Linked DNA regions of Homo sapiens: region 2 is linked to region 1. A link is an interaction called in ENCODE POLR2A ChIA-PET data of the cell type or tissue named here. Cell type or tissue: PC-3. All regions are shown on one strand. Each heading gives the region's core, and the rest is flanking DNA. Links, peaks and the distances in the headings are about the cores only. Region 1 has its middle 31 kb from the start of UBTD2. Region 2 overlaps FBXW11 (F-box and WD repeat domain containing 11).

What was found. Peaks named below come from ENCODE experiments on the same cell type or tissue, not always from the same donor. Only the 100,000 strongest peaks of a DNase experiment are listed, where the experiment ranks them.
Region 2: POLR2A ChIA-PET joins it to region 1 with 10 read pairs; 2 of 35 experiments call an interaction of 5 or more read pairs at or near these places.

Annotation. Positions count from the first base shown.
Region 1 is chr5:172,311,423-172,318,849 of GRCh38, forward strand. No RefSeq gene overlaps it. Among named protein-coding and RNA genes, the nearest start is that of UBTD2, 31 kb to the left of the region's middle. RefSeq lists enhancers at 4,298-4,387, 4,418-4,507. In PC-3, for the core only: no CTCF peak of the experiment used is centred there; DNase peaks (open chromatin) are centred at 3,549 and 4,039; H3K4me3 peaks cover 636 bases; H3K27ac peaks cover 1,911 bases.
Region 2 is chr5:171,868,278-171,875,704 of GRCh38, forward strand. FBXW11 (F-box and WD repeat domain containing 11) reads right to left here. Exons shown (of 14, transcript NM_001378974.1): 10 at 4,595-4,713; 11 at 2,471-2,581; 12 at 1,452-1,530; 13 at 333-519. The coding sequence ends at 358. Among named protein-coding and RNA genes, the nearest start is that of SMIM23, 86 kb to the left of the region's middle. In PC-3, for the core only: no CTCF peak of the experiment used is centred there; no DNase peak of the experiment used is centred there.

The DNA.
Region 1 (7,427 bases), core at 1,064-6,063:
TCTAGCCTGGGTGACAGAGTGAGACTGTGTCTCAAAAAAAATTGAAAAAAAAAAAAGAGAGAGAGAGAACCAATGGGATAAAATGTTAACAATAATTGCAAACAATATGTTGAAATTCAAACAAATTTTTTGAAATTATTTCCAAATAATTTATGCTACCGCATGTGTCTTCAGGTCAGCTGAGGCTAATTAATCAGTTGGCTTTCACTCCAGCAGAGGGTTGCGTCCAGGCCCACCTCAGGTGTCTCTCATCTTCCTTGGACCACTGGGCTAGGCAGAATATGGTCCTCTCATGATTAAGGCACTAGTACAAGAAAGGAGGCACAGCCAACTGCAGAAACACAGGTGGGGCCCACTGCTGCGTCACATCTGGCAACATCCCACTGACCAAAGCAAGTCACATGGTCAAGCCCAAAGTCAGAGTGGGGAAGTACATTCTGTCTTTAAAAGCAAACCAAAACAAATTGATTTAACAGCATTTCCGATGAATAATATAACCACATTGAAGGAAAGAAAAGAACAAATCCGTATGAGGACACTATATATTTGTCCTTGGTTTTGGTCAGGGTTGGGGTTGGGAAGCAAATTGCAAACAAACCCTGACTTCTGTTTTATTAGATTTGATTTTTGTACTGAAATGGGCAAAACAACACAAAAATTATCTTTGGTATATTATAGGATTGAGCAAATGAGTAGATTTGATAGTAGACATTGATATTATTGGAGGCCAGGGTTCTCACTGCGGAGGAAGGGAGATGTAAGGATGGGGGAAGGCCAGGAAGTACTTGGTGGGAGAGAGCGCAAAGTCCCAGGCAAGAGGTGTGGACACATGGAGGGGTGAAAAACTGGGACCAATAATAAATAGTTCAACCTACCACAGGTGGCCAATGTGAATACATGGTAATACATGGTAGCTATTTAGAAAAATATTTGTTAAATTACAGCAAGCCAGGAATCTAAGTTAGTAGGGATGAAAATATTGCTTTTGGCTCTGAAAGGGCAATGTCTCAGCTAACAAGTAGCAAAGAGAGAGGCTGATTCCCCCAGCCTGCCTAATTATTGAGGCATCATCTCTACTTACTGAAAAACCACGGCAAGGAGGCTGTCCAAGTTCAAGTGCCTGATTTGATCTTTCCATGGGAGGAGCAAGCTCAGGGAGATGACAAAGAACAGATAGATGCATATGATGGAATTCCACATTGTTCATTTATGCTGGGGAAATTAACCACCCACTCAGTCCTGGTCACAGGGTCTCCCTTCTGATGTGGCAGGTGGGACCTTTCAAGACACCCAAGTATGGTTTTTTTTTTTTTTTTTTTTTTGAGGTGGAGTCTTGCTCTGTCACCCAGGCTGGAGTGCAATGGTGTGATCTCGGTTCGCTGCAACCTCCACCTCCCAGGTTCAAGTGATTCTCCTGCCTCAGCCTCCTGAGTACCTGGGATTACAGGCGCCCACCACCACGCCCGGCTAATTTTTGTATTTTTAGTAGAGACAGGGTTTCGCCATGTTGGCCAGGCTGGTCTCAAACTCCTGACCTCAAGTGATCAGCCAGCCTCGGCCTCTCAAAGTGCTGGGATTACAGGCGTGACCCACCGCGCCTGGCCCCAGCTATAGTTTAGACGGTTGCTGGTTAAGCAAATAATTCGAGCAGATGGAATTGGATCTTCCTAAGGAATGTTCCTATTATCTTGTGACTTTTCTTTCTCTAGTCTACAAATAAGAAGATAAACTTTTCTCTGGATAACTGGAAAGAATCCTAGAAATCAGAGTATTGTGCCCTTTGAAAAATATTGAAGAAACTCTACAAAGTCTTGCTCTTCAACACAGTTTTTTGGACTCCATACAGAACACTCTGCATTATGACCAGACAATGGACTTATTGCCACGGTGGAATAAAGGTTAGATTTTAATCTGTGTAGTTTGTGCCTGCCCAGTATTCGTTCATTCTTCCTCCAGTAGTGAAGGCCAGAATTCCCTCTGAAGAGCCAGTTCCTCCCATCTATGACTCTTAGTCCATCTGATTCTGGTGGAGCCCACTTCTTCCCCACTCCAGCGTGGTCCCAAGTCTCAGACTCAAGCCAATCAGTGCATCCCAAACCCAGGATTGCTCTAGGATGGTCATGTGATTCAACTAAGCTAAGAAGAGGCAGATCCAGGACTTTAAAAAACAAACAATAAACTCCTGAAACAACTCCCCAAATAACCAATAAATTGTTAATTTGTTTTTTTTTTTTTTTTTTTGAGACGGAGTCTCACTCTGTTGCCTAGACTGGAGTGCAGTGGCACGATCTTGGCTCACTCCAACCTCTGTTTCTCGGGTCCAAGCAATTCTCCTGCCTCAGCCTCCCGAGTAGCTGGGATTACAGGCACCTGCCACCACACCCAGCTAATTTTTGTATTTTTAGTAGAGACAGGGTTTCACCATGTTGGCCAGGCTGGCCTTAAACTCCTGACCTTAAGTGATCCACCTGCCTTGGCCTCCAAAGTGCTGGGATTACAGGTATGAGCCACCATGCCCTGCCAACCAATTGTTTAGAAGAGCCTTTTCTTCTGCCCATGAATTTTGGAGGAAGTAAACTTGCAGCTGCTTGGAGTCCCTAAAAGGGAAAAAATTGGGGCTGCTCTCCAGTTGGCGAGAGCCTACCCAAGCGGGACACTAACATAGAGGAAAATACAGCTGAGAAAGAGGAAGAATCCAACCCCTGAGAAATAATCTGAGCCAAATTCAGCAATGCTTGAATCTACCCCGTGGAATTTTCAGTTTCGTAAGTCAGTAGTTTTAAATTTTATTTCCTGTAAGTCTCAGTTGAGTTTCTCTCACTTGAGGGTAGGAAAGGTTTTATTTGTCTTTGTCTCCCAAGTACTCAGTGTTAACTCATAAAGAAGCATCCTTGTGTGCCATATTAAAAGACTTAGGGCTGGGCGAGGTGGCTCACTCCTGTAATCCCAGCACTGGAGGCTGAGGCAGGCGAATCACTTGAGGTCAGGAGTTTGAGACCAGGCTGTCCAACATGGTGAAACCTTGTCTCTATTAAACATACAAAAATTAGCTGGGTGTGGTGTCAGGTGCCTGTAATCCCTTTTACTCGGAAGGCTTAGACGAGAGAATCGCTTGAACCCCGGGAGGCAGAGGTTGCGGTGAACCAAGATCGCGCTACTGCACTCCAGCCTGGGGGACAGAGTGAGATGCCATCTCAAAAAAAAAAAAAAAAAAAAAAGGCTTAGGCTTGATCCCCGGCAAGTGAGGAGTAACTGAGGAGCTGTAAGCAGCAAAGCTATATGAAGCGTTTCATGCATTGGAGCTATGGGTGGGTAGACCTTTCAAAAGCAAGCAGTGGCGTGAACCTGGGAAGCGGAGCTTGCAGTGAGCTGAGATCGCGTCACTGCACTCCAGCCTGGGCGACAGAGCGAGACTCCGTCTCAGAAAAAAAAAAAAAAAAAGCCAAGCAGTGGCAGACATGAAATCTTTACCTCATAGCCCCACCCAGCTGAAATTACACACCCTCTGACAACAGGAGGCCAGGGACCAAACTGAGTTGTACACTCCCTGTATAGGTATGTAAGAGATAGGGCTTCTGTTCTCCCCATTCCTCCCTCTCACCATACCTGGACTGCTTTTGGAAGGAAACTTCTAGGGGTCCATGAGGCAGGCCTGCACACATTCCAAGCAGGCAGTAAAGCGCATTTCATTCTGCATGGTGTCATCAGGCATTCGTTAAAGGAATATATGACCTGTGGGTGATTAAAATCTAATGAAAACAGGCATTCTCAGAATGACTTCCAGAATCCAGGCAAGAGAGCACTGTTAAATGTCTGGAAATTATTGTACAGTTAAAGCACCCACACTCCCTTCTCTCCCAGACAACCCTGGGTCAGAATTGATCTTCCCTGTCTTTGTTCTTCTACTGTGCTCATAATCTCTCAAGTGCAACACGGATCGTGATATTGTCAGAGGTGTGTGAACCAGAACAACTCTGTCTTGAATAGGAGCTGAGTAAAGTGAGGCTAAGACCTGCTGGGCTTCATTCCCAGACTGTTAAGGCATCCTGAGTCACAGGATGAGATAGGAGGTCAGCACAAACACAGATCATAAAGACCTTGCTGATAAAACAGGTTGCAGTGAAGAAGCCGGCAAAAACCCACCAAAACCAAGAAGGCCACGAGAGTGATCTCTGGTCATCCTCACTACTACACTCCCATCAGCATCATGACAGTATACAAATGCCATGGCAATGTCAGGGAGTTACCCTATATGGTCTAAAAATGGGAGGCATGAATAATCCACTCCTTGTTTAGCATATCATCAGGGAATAGCCATAAAAATGGGCAAACAGCAGCCCTCAGGGCTGCTCTGTCTATAGAGTAGCCATTCGTTCATTCCTTTACTTTCCTAATAAACTTGCTTTCACTCTACTCTGTGGACTTTCCCTGAATTCTTTCTTGCGTGAGATCCGAGAACCCTCTCTTGGGGACCGAGACCCCTCTCTTGGGGACCGAGACCCCTTTCCGGTAACAGCATGACTGTAAAGTGGAGTTGCTTTGTCTATATTCCCTTCTAGAGGTGAACCTTGAGGTCAGGGACAGTCTTACTCATCTTTATGGTCCCCTGCACACCCCCACAATGCCCTTAATACCCAGTTGTTCAATGGACTTGGTGAAATTTGTAATCTCTAAATAGGCCTTGTGAAACCAAACTACATATGGCCTGAGAAGGATTCTGTACGTCTTTATTTGAGTCTTTGTGGACAAACTGCAACCTAACTTAGTAAGTAGACAAGATTGAAAACCTAACTTAGGAGTATGCGCCTGTAACAATAGCTGAGTCCTGGCCAATCCCAGTGGCCATCCTTCAACCACTCATACACTGCTGAGTGTTCAAACTGTGTTCAAATAAGGCAAACGCCAACCTGTAACCAATCCGGCTGTTTCTGTACCTCACTTCTGATTTCTGTATGTCGCTTCCCTTTTTTTGTCTATAAATTTGTTCTGACCATGAGGCATCCCTGGAGTCTCTCTGAATCTACTGTGATTCTGGGGCTGCCTGATTGGTGAATTGTTTTTTGCTCAATTAAACTCTCTTAAATTTAATTCAGCTCAAGTTTTTCCTTTAACAGCCTGACTTTATTTTGTTATATATATATATTTTGAGGTGGAGTTTTGCTTTAGTTGCCCAGGCTGGAGTGCAATGGCGCCATCTCGGCTCACCGCAACCTCCGCCTCCCGAGTTCACGCGATTCTCCAGCCTCAGCCTCCTGAGCAGCTGGGATTACAGGCATACGCCACCATGCCTGGCTGATTTAGTATTTTTAGTAGAGATGGGGTTTCTCCATGTTGGTCAGGCTGGTCTCAAACTCCCAACCTCAGGTGATCTGCCCACCTCGGCCTCCCAAAGAGTTGGGATTATAGGCACAAGCCACGGTGCCCGGCAACAGCCTGGTTAAAAAAAAAAAAAATTGGGCCGGGCATGGTGGCTCACGCCTGTAATCCCAGCACTTTGGGAGGCTGAGGCGGGAGGACCACGAGGTCAGGAGATGGAGACCATCCTGGATAACACGGTGAAACCCCGTCTCTACTAAAAATACAAAAAAAATAGCCGGGCGTGGTGGCAGGCGCCTGTAGTCCCAGCTACTAGGGAGGCTGAGGGAGGAGAATGGCGTGAACCCGGGAGGCGGAGTTTGCAGTAAGCCGAGATCGCGCCACTGCACTCTAGCCTGGGTGACAGAGTGAGACTCCGTCTCAAAAAAAAAAAAAAAAAAAAAAAAAATTGAAAATAAACATGCTCCCTGAATCCATATGTTTATTAAGACTCTTTTGTGGCCAGTGACAGAAACTTAACCCAGTCACTTAAGAAAATCGCTGGTTCATTGATTCACCTTCAGGCACAGCTGGATGCAGAGTTTCAAACAGTGTCACCTACACTCTATTTTTGTTCTGCTTTCCTTTGTATTAGGCTTTGTTCTCCTGCAAGCTCTGCGCTTGAGATGACCAATATGGTTACTAGCATCTGTAGGCTAAATTCAGCCAGCTTGGCAAGTACAGTAGAAAAGAGCTCCCCAAGGTTGGGCGCGGTGGCTCACAGCTGTAATCCCAGCACTTTGGGAGGCGGAGTGGGAGAGAGGTGGTGGATCACCTGAGGTCAGGAGTTCGAGACCAGTCTGGCCAACATGGTGAAACCCCGTCTCTACTAAAAATACAAAAAATTAACCGGTCGTGATGTCTCGCGCCTGTAATCCCAGCTACTTGGGAGGCTGAGGCAGAAGAATCGGGTGAACCCAGGAGGCAGAGGTTGCAGTGAGCAGAGATCGTGCATTGCACTCCAGCCTGGGCAATAAGAGTGAAACTCCGTCTCAAAAAAAAAAAAGAGCTCCTCTTCCTCAGAATCTCCAGCAAAGGTCTAAGGATCAAGTCTCATTGGTTTGGCTTGGGTCATCTGTCCATGACTGAGCCACGTGTTGTAGCCAGGAGACTGGGCTGTACTGGTTGGCGAGGTCTGGTTCACATGCCCATTCTTGGACCAAGGAGTGAGGCTAGCCCCATCTAAATCACATGGATTGAGAGTAGAGGGAAAAGAGGTTCCTCAAAGGAAAATGAGGGCAATACTACCTGAAGAAAGGAAAATAGATTACGGGTGGCTAAAATCACAAATGTCCACCATATATAAGTATTTGATAATTCATGTGTGTGTCTGTGTATATGTATGCAGACATGTAATTAATATATGTAAGCAAAAGCTAATTATATACAAACGAATTTTATTAAAATTATGTCAATAACAGTGATAATGATAGGCTACTATCAACTGAAGTTTACTTCAGTGCTAGCACTTTCTAGCTACTTTACATCTATTAACTCATGTAATCCTTATACTACCCCATGAGGCAGGTGCTACTATGTCTTCACGTTAAGGGCAAAAATTTAGATCTGCCGAAACTCAAATTGGTTACCATATTACATTGTCTCACATTTAGAAAACATAAATCAGAAGTGTACTAGGGACTGGGCGTGGTGGCTCACAACTGTAATCCCAGCACTTTGTGAGGCCGAGGCGGGCAGATCACCTAAGGTCAGGAGTTCGAGACCAGCTTGGCCAACGTGGTGAAACCCTGTCTCTACTAAAAATACAAAAATTAGCTGGGCATGGTGGCGGGTGCCTGTATTCCCAGCTGTTAGAGAGGCTGAGGCAGGAGAATTGCTTGAACCCAGGAGGCGGAGGTTGCAGTGAGTCGAGATCTTGCCACTGCACTCCAGCCTAGGAGATAAGAGCAAAATTCCAGCTATAAAAAAAAAAAAAGAAATGTACTAGGGTATTTGATAATTTTCTTCCCCTCCTACTACCCTACTGGGTGGACTCATTCATGCAGCAAACACCAAGTATTATAATGTGTTAAGTCTTCTATCAGGTACTCCGGAGACAGAAAAGTAACATG
Region 2 (7,427 bases), core at 1,939-6,938, 440 kb before region 1:
AGAAGATTCTTGTACCCCAAAATAAAATTCAAGACATTTTACTGGTGTTAAATTGATTATGACCTAAGAAATCATTTAGGAACAGTTTTTAAAAACAGGAACCATGTTCATCATCTGCCAAGATGAAAACCCACACAATAGGCAGGATTCCAACTCAAGCCTTGTATGGATGTGACTATAAAGATCCAGCCTTACACTTGAACTCTGCAAAAGTTGACACGTCTAAGAGAGACCTTGGTTCACACATCACCAAGGAACCCAAATCACAAAATTTCCCCAAAGGGAAGGTGAATTCAATCAGCAAAATTGGAAGGGGAGAGGATAGTACTCACCTGAAACGGGTGAAAGTGCAGACTGTTATCTAGAGATGTAAGTGTATGTTCTGGAGGGAGAACGGGTCTCATTCTGGGCACTGGGAGGCACATTTAAGAAATCCCAAATCAAAATAGTGTCATCATGGGAGCTGCTGATGATCTGAAACTCATCAAACTGGAGCCGAAACACACGTCCAGAATGTTCCTATGAAATACAAAACTTCATGAATAAAATGAGATCTTTACAGCCCCTGATATCTCACAATGAGAAACTGGGCAGAAGATGAAAATGCAGCCACTTAAACAGACTTCCTAAACGACTGTACAGAGCTCACTGAACTGTGTCCTTCATCCCAAGAACAAATGTTCTTCTTTCTTTTCCTGCTAGGCCTTTTCTTTCATTAAACTTTGTATCTTAGACTCTAGTCTACCAATATTTCAAAGATCATCTCAAAAAGGGCCTTATAAAAGTAAACAACAATACATAATACCCATTCTTGATACACTCTAAAAATCCACTGGAAAACCTAGAACCAGAAAGACAGTTTGTTTTAACATGACCAGGATCTACCTCAAATTGCTGCCAGCATCAAAATTCATGGTGAAATAATAATATAAGAGTTCCCATTAAAATCAAGAAGACAGTTCTGCATCTTCTAGTAAATGCAAGAAGTGAAGAAACAGAAATAAAACTACTAAAATCTTTTTTAAATCTACCAATATTTCCAAATGACTATCTCTTCAAAAATATAACAGTACTTATAAATGGTATAAAAATTTATATATAGTATAAAAATGTGCTGTTATTAAAACATAACCACAAATAGCCATATTAAGAAATCTTCCAAACCTACAAGAAGGAAATATTGCTTGCCCTATGAGGAAACCAGTCCACCTACAAATCAGGAAGCCTGCCTTCATATCTTAAGCTGCATTATGTCTCCCCTTAGGAAAGTGCTCACAGTAATGTAAACATCAAATATTCTCTGGTTTTGGCTAAACAAAATGAAGACTGAAATTCTCTGAAGGCATCTTGTGAGACACACAAGCGTTCCTGTGATACACCTAGACAGGACTATCTGCAAATGGTCATCCTCCAGCACAGGGAACCAATTCCCGTCTCAAGAGATCACATACCACCAATGTGCGCAAACACAATGTGCTTGCTGGGGCTCGAGGGTCAAGAGCAGCTTGCAAGTCCCAAACTTTAATTTTCCTAGAAAGGAAAATGAGATGTGATTAGTGGAAAAGTGAACAATTTATATGCTGTCAAACATTTCCTTGAAAAAAAGTAGTGCATCTGAACTGCCTATTTATAAAAGCTAATGGGGAACATGCTTATGTTTTTACAAATCATCTGAACCAATTACACTTGATTTTGGAAAAATTAAGAACCTACACATTCTCAGAATTGCTGAAATTTTAAAGAAATATTATTTTAAGGGAGATAAGAAAACAACTTCAGGTTATCTAAATTCAGTTCCGGACTTGATAACCTATGTCACCAAATTCATTCATCAGGGGACTCTCTAGGGCTGAGTAGGTGCTGCTGACAGAAGCTAGGGCTCTGTGTGAAATTCCAAGGATACCTTTCTCCAAATTAAGCAAATGCTGGAAGTTAGTAATAGGAGTACAAACAGACCAACTAACCCATTTGGGAAGTATATATAAGGTCATCTGGAAAGATTTACAGTTGCCATTTGCTCATTTAAAATGTAGTGAGGTGTTTTAAAGAGGGTTTGTTCAATTTACCAAAAAGGGAAAAAAAGGGAAAAGAAGAAACTTATTGTTGAACGAACACACACACACACACACACACACAAAGAGCCTGGCTTAATTTAGGGATAAAGCAAAGAAGTCAATACCCCCACATCAACTATTGAAACCTAAGCTATTGCTGGAGTTGACAGCGATGATTCAAAGCTAAGTTTAGGAACCACAGTGACTCTCCCTCTGTGTGATTTGGGGTAAGATTTAGTTCTTCTTTCTGGGCCTGAGTGTCCTCACCTAAACAACAGGTATAATAATACCTGCCATCCACCATTACACAGAAACCTACCATAGGACCTGGTACATACAGAGTTGCTTAATATATAACATTTCTCTTTCTTCTTGATACAGTTATAGCAGTACATCTGAAAATCTGAAAGACATACCCATCATAGGCCCCACTGACAATCCTCTTGTTATCAAACCGGATGCATCGGACCAATTCTTCATGTCCCTCTAGGACTCTTAAACAGGCACCACATTCAATATCCCAGAGCCTTGAATGAAAAACAGACCTCTGTGAAACAAATTCCCACACACGATTCACACTATCCGTAAGTTTTTTATATCTGTTCCATACAGATACAATTTTTCACTATCTTGGAGCTCTTTATTTCTATCTCACTTCCAGTACACACCACACATATAAAGCTGTATGTGTACATTTATACCATCTGTGTGTTTCCAAGCACTAACCTAGGAAGAAGCCTTACTTTTTATTCTATTTCCTTTTATATGATTTGAAACTGTTTTTAATCATGCGTCTGTATTACTATTTAAATAAAATCAACAAACAAGAAACTTCAATTCTATTTAATCCTTAGGCATTCTCTTGATGTCTGAGTTGATAAAAACCATGTAGACAAATGGTGTAGGAAAGACTCTTCTGGGGAGACAGGGATTGTAGGCAGTAAAGGAGAAAGAGCACAGATGAGACAAGGTGGGAAAGGAGATATCACGTACAGCCAGGGGGTTAAGCTTCCGCCCCAGGCACTTCTAGCACAGTGGAGTCCATAAGGACCACTGAGGTTAGAACTGGCGGACCAGCAGGGGAGGTGGCTGTCTCTTGATGAGGCTTGGGGATACCCCTTCCTTGATACTATATGCTGAATACTGGGATTGACGGTTTACAAAGTCAGAGTGGGAGACTTACTAGGTACACGCAGTGTTCTGGTGGAAATATAAACCCATTGACAACACCAAGTCTTTTTCTCTGCATATGATTTATGTAACAATTCTGGAGTTAGAGATCTTTTTTCCTATTATGACTGATTTTCTACAGTATTTGTAGAAAAAAATCATAGCTAGTTAGCATGTACAAAATAAAGTGAGCAAATTAATTCTATAACTTTTTCTTAGCCTCTCTACCAGTAATTCCTATGATACATCCAAAGAATGTATTTTATTACAGCTGCCCTTAGCAAATCTTCTTAGTACCCGTGATGATAGCATCTCTAATCTGTGATCAAAGCCATTCAGTACTGCCACTATGACTCCAAAGTAGTTCCCTTCTATAAGCTGGAGAGTAATACACATTACTATCTTGTAAAACCTTGACAATTCCAATGAGGAAGTTAAGAACTGTTTATTGATGAAACATTAAGCAATACCACAAAGCATGATGAATATAAGAGAATCAAGATTTAAGCTCTAAACTAAATTTATGGTATCTTGAAGCCTAAAGTGATAAAGCAAACTTAAATAGCTTTTTTGTTATTTGCTTGCCTTAAAAAAAAGTTTTAATAATCTTAAACCCAATCTTTATTTTGACCAAACATTAGGCAATTATAAACGCCAAAGTTTAGTCACTTATGTAAAGCTACTAGCATGTGTTTGCTTGCCTGCCTTTAAAAAACAAAAAACTTTTTTTAATAATCTTGAATCCTATCTTTATTTTGACCAAACATTAGTCAATTTGATTATAAACCAAAGTTAAGTTTAGTCACTTATGTAATGCCACTAGAGTGTGTTGAGACAGTGGGGAAATGGCATGGGATAATGAAGTAGATATTGAAGGGATGTTCTTAGTAAGATACAAAATGTCTAAGGTTAGTCAGATTTATTAGAAAGCAGGGAGGCCGAGTGCTGGGAAGGAAAAAGAGAGGTAAATGACCTGGCAGGAACAGATGCAGTCTTGGGAGAGGAAAATAAAGTACACTCCCATGTGTTAGGTAGGGAGGTGGGAGCTCACAGGTGAGGGAAATTGGAGCGAGCTGGGCTGCACTGCAGCACCCTAGCCTGTTCTGAAGTGCTCTGGTATTAAGTGATCCCAGGTGGAGCTGAGGTTAAAAAACTTTGTGTACTGGGGGAATCTTGGAAGAACACCCAGGGCACACACGGTTTTCCCACTTGAGTATACAGAGCCCAAATACATTTCTAAAAGTTACCTAAAGCTTTCTTATCTGAAACATCCCATTTACCCTGAGTTGTTTTGAGCATTAGAACTAGGAGATGAGTCAACAATGTGGCAAAAATCAGCCTGCTCTGTCAGCACACCAACTTCTACCCACCTAATGGTATTATCTGATGATCCACTAACAACCAGGCGATCCCTGTACTGGAGACAGGCAATGCCCCGCTTGTGCCCATTGAGAGTACGAACAAATTCACAGGTGCTCGTGCTCCAGACCTGTATAACAAATTAACAGTATTTTAAAGAATGAACACAGGAAAGTCCTCTCACAATATACCTTTCTTAAAAAGACAGAGCTTCTGATAATGACCCAAATATGTGATTATAAAATACGGTGTCCTCTAACTCAAAGTTGGGAGGCTGGGGGGCAGACTAGACAGCATAAAATTTTCTTGGCTGCTGAGTAATAACACTGGAATGAAACACGGAGGGAAGTGAAGTCTCCAGTCTTTGAGATCTTTACAAAGAGAACATCTCCTGAATGGTTCAAACGCTCATTTACCTGGAGGAAAGAGTTTGGGCCAGATTTTATGTTTTTACACCAGCTGACATTTCAAACCCCATGGAGCTAATGTAATAAAAAAGCTTCCAGCTGGGTACGGTAGCTCACACCTAATCCTAGCACTTTGGGAGGCTGAGACAGGAGAATTGCTTGAGCTAAAGAGTTCGAGACCAGCCTGGGCAAAATAGTGAAACCCCATCTCTACAAAAAATAAAATTAGCTGGGCATGGCAGCATGCACCTGTGGTCCCAGCTACTCAGGGAGCTGAGGTGAAAGGATCATTTGAGCCCAGCAGGTTGAGGCTGCAGTGAGCTGTGTCTGTGCCACTGCACTCCAGCCTGGGTGACAAAGCAAGACTTTGTCTCAAAAAACAAACAAAAAGTCTCACCTTTCATATCATCCTCTTTTCCAGCATATTTTCTGGAACAGCTCCATTTGTTTTGACACATTACTTCTAATTGTATGTATGCAGAATAAATAATCCCCTCTTTTGTGGTATCTGACTTAGATGTTCATAGACAGCTAAACATATTATTAGACAAATAAGGAGACACACAGCAACCAGAGTGCCCTGAATTATCTTACCAGCTGCATTTGTAGCTGAATGGGATAGATAAATAGATCTCCACAAGTAAAAGAATGGCACTGGACCCCTACCTCATACCTTAAACAAAAATTTAACTCAAAATGGATCAAGGACCTACACATAAGCACTGAAACTATACAAGTCTTGATAAATTGAACATCATCAAAATTAAAATCATTTGTGCATCAAAGGACACCATCAAAAAAGTGAAAAGACAACTCACAGAAAGGGAGAAAATATTTGCAAATCATGTATCTGATAAGGGACTTGTGCCCAGAATATATAAAGAACTTATAACTCAATAATAAAAAGGCAAATTACCAATTTTTAAAGTGGGCAAAAGATTTAAATAGACATTTCTCCAGAGAAGGTACACAAATGGCCAATAAGCATACAACAAGTTGTTTAGCATCATCAGTAACAAGGGAATGCAAAGCAAAACCACAGAGTACCACTGCACAATCACTAGGGCAGATATAATAAAAGAGACAAATAATAGGAAGTGTTGGCAAGGATATGGAGAAATCCTCCATGCTGATATTATGAAACAGCTATTTTGTAATAAAGCTCAAACCCTCTCAACTTCCAGGCACTGGTCTCATACCAATTGGTGTGACTGTGGGAGTAAGTTGCCGCATATAAATCCTAGTTGTTTAGCTTCCCAGCTATCCAATGCAAAGCCTGATGCTACACACTTCGTGATTTGTGGGGCTAGGTATAAGAGTGCTATCCAGTGCTGGTTATGAAAAGGAGGTTCTTCTGAGCAAGCTGAAACCCTCATATACCACTGGCAGGATTGTAAAATGGTACAGCGCCTTTGGAAAACAGTTTGGCAGTTCCTCAAAATGCTAAACACAAGCCTGGGTGACAAAGTGAGACCTGGTCTCTACAAAAAAAAAAAAAAAAAAAAAAAAAGGGCCGGGCCTGGTAGTGCCTGTACTCCCAGCTACTCCGGGAGGCTTAGGTGGGAGCCTCAGGAGTCCCTGAGCTGGGGGACTGCTTGAGCCCAGGAGGTCAAGGCTGAAGCGAACCATGACTGTGTTACTGCACTCCAGCCTGGGTGACAGAGTGAGACCCTGTCTTCAAAAGGAAAAAAAAGCTAAACACAGAGTTACCATCCTAAGAAAATTAAAAACATGAAAACTTCTACACTAATATTTATAACAGCATCATTTGTAATAGTCAAAAAAATAGAAACAACTAAAATGTCCATCAACTAATAAACAGATGAACAATGAAATTTTATTCAGCCACTGGAAGCAACAAAGTACTGGCTGGGTGTGGTGGCTCATGCCTGTAATCCCAACACTTTGGGAGGCCAAGGACTGCTTGAGCACAGGAGTCCAAGACTAGTCTGGGCAATAAAGCAAGACCCCATCTGTACTTTTAAAAAAAAAAAAAAAAAAAAGAAGGGACAAAGCTGATGATACATGCTACAAAGCACATGGATGAACCTTGAAAACATTATGCTAAGTGAAAGCAGCGAGAAATAAAAGGCCACATAAGGTATTCTTCCAATTATATGAAGTGTTTAGAATAGTCCAATCCCAAGACAGAAGGTAGATGAGTGATCACCAGGGACTGGGAAGAAACACAGGCTGACTGCTAATGAGTGTGAGGGTTTTAGAGCGCGATGAAAATGTTCTGGAACTAGACAATGGTAATGTTATAGAATGCTGCAAATGTACTAAAGGCCACGGAATTACACCCTTTAAAATGTTCAATCTTATGGCATGGAAACTATATCTCGGTAAAGATGTTATAAAAGCATAGGAAAGCTAAAATTCAAAAAAGTTAGCTGAGATATTGGAATCAGGACTGCATTTACCATATCCTAGGGAA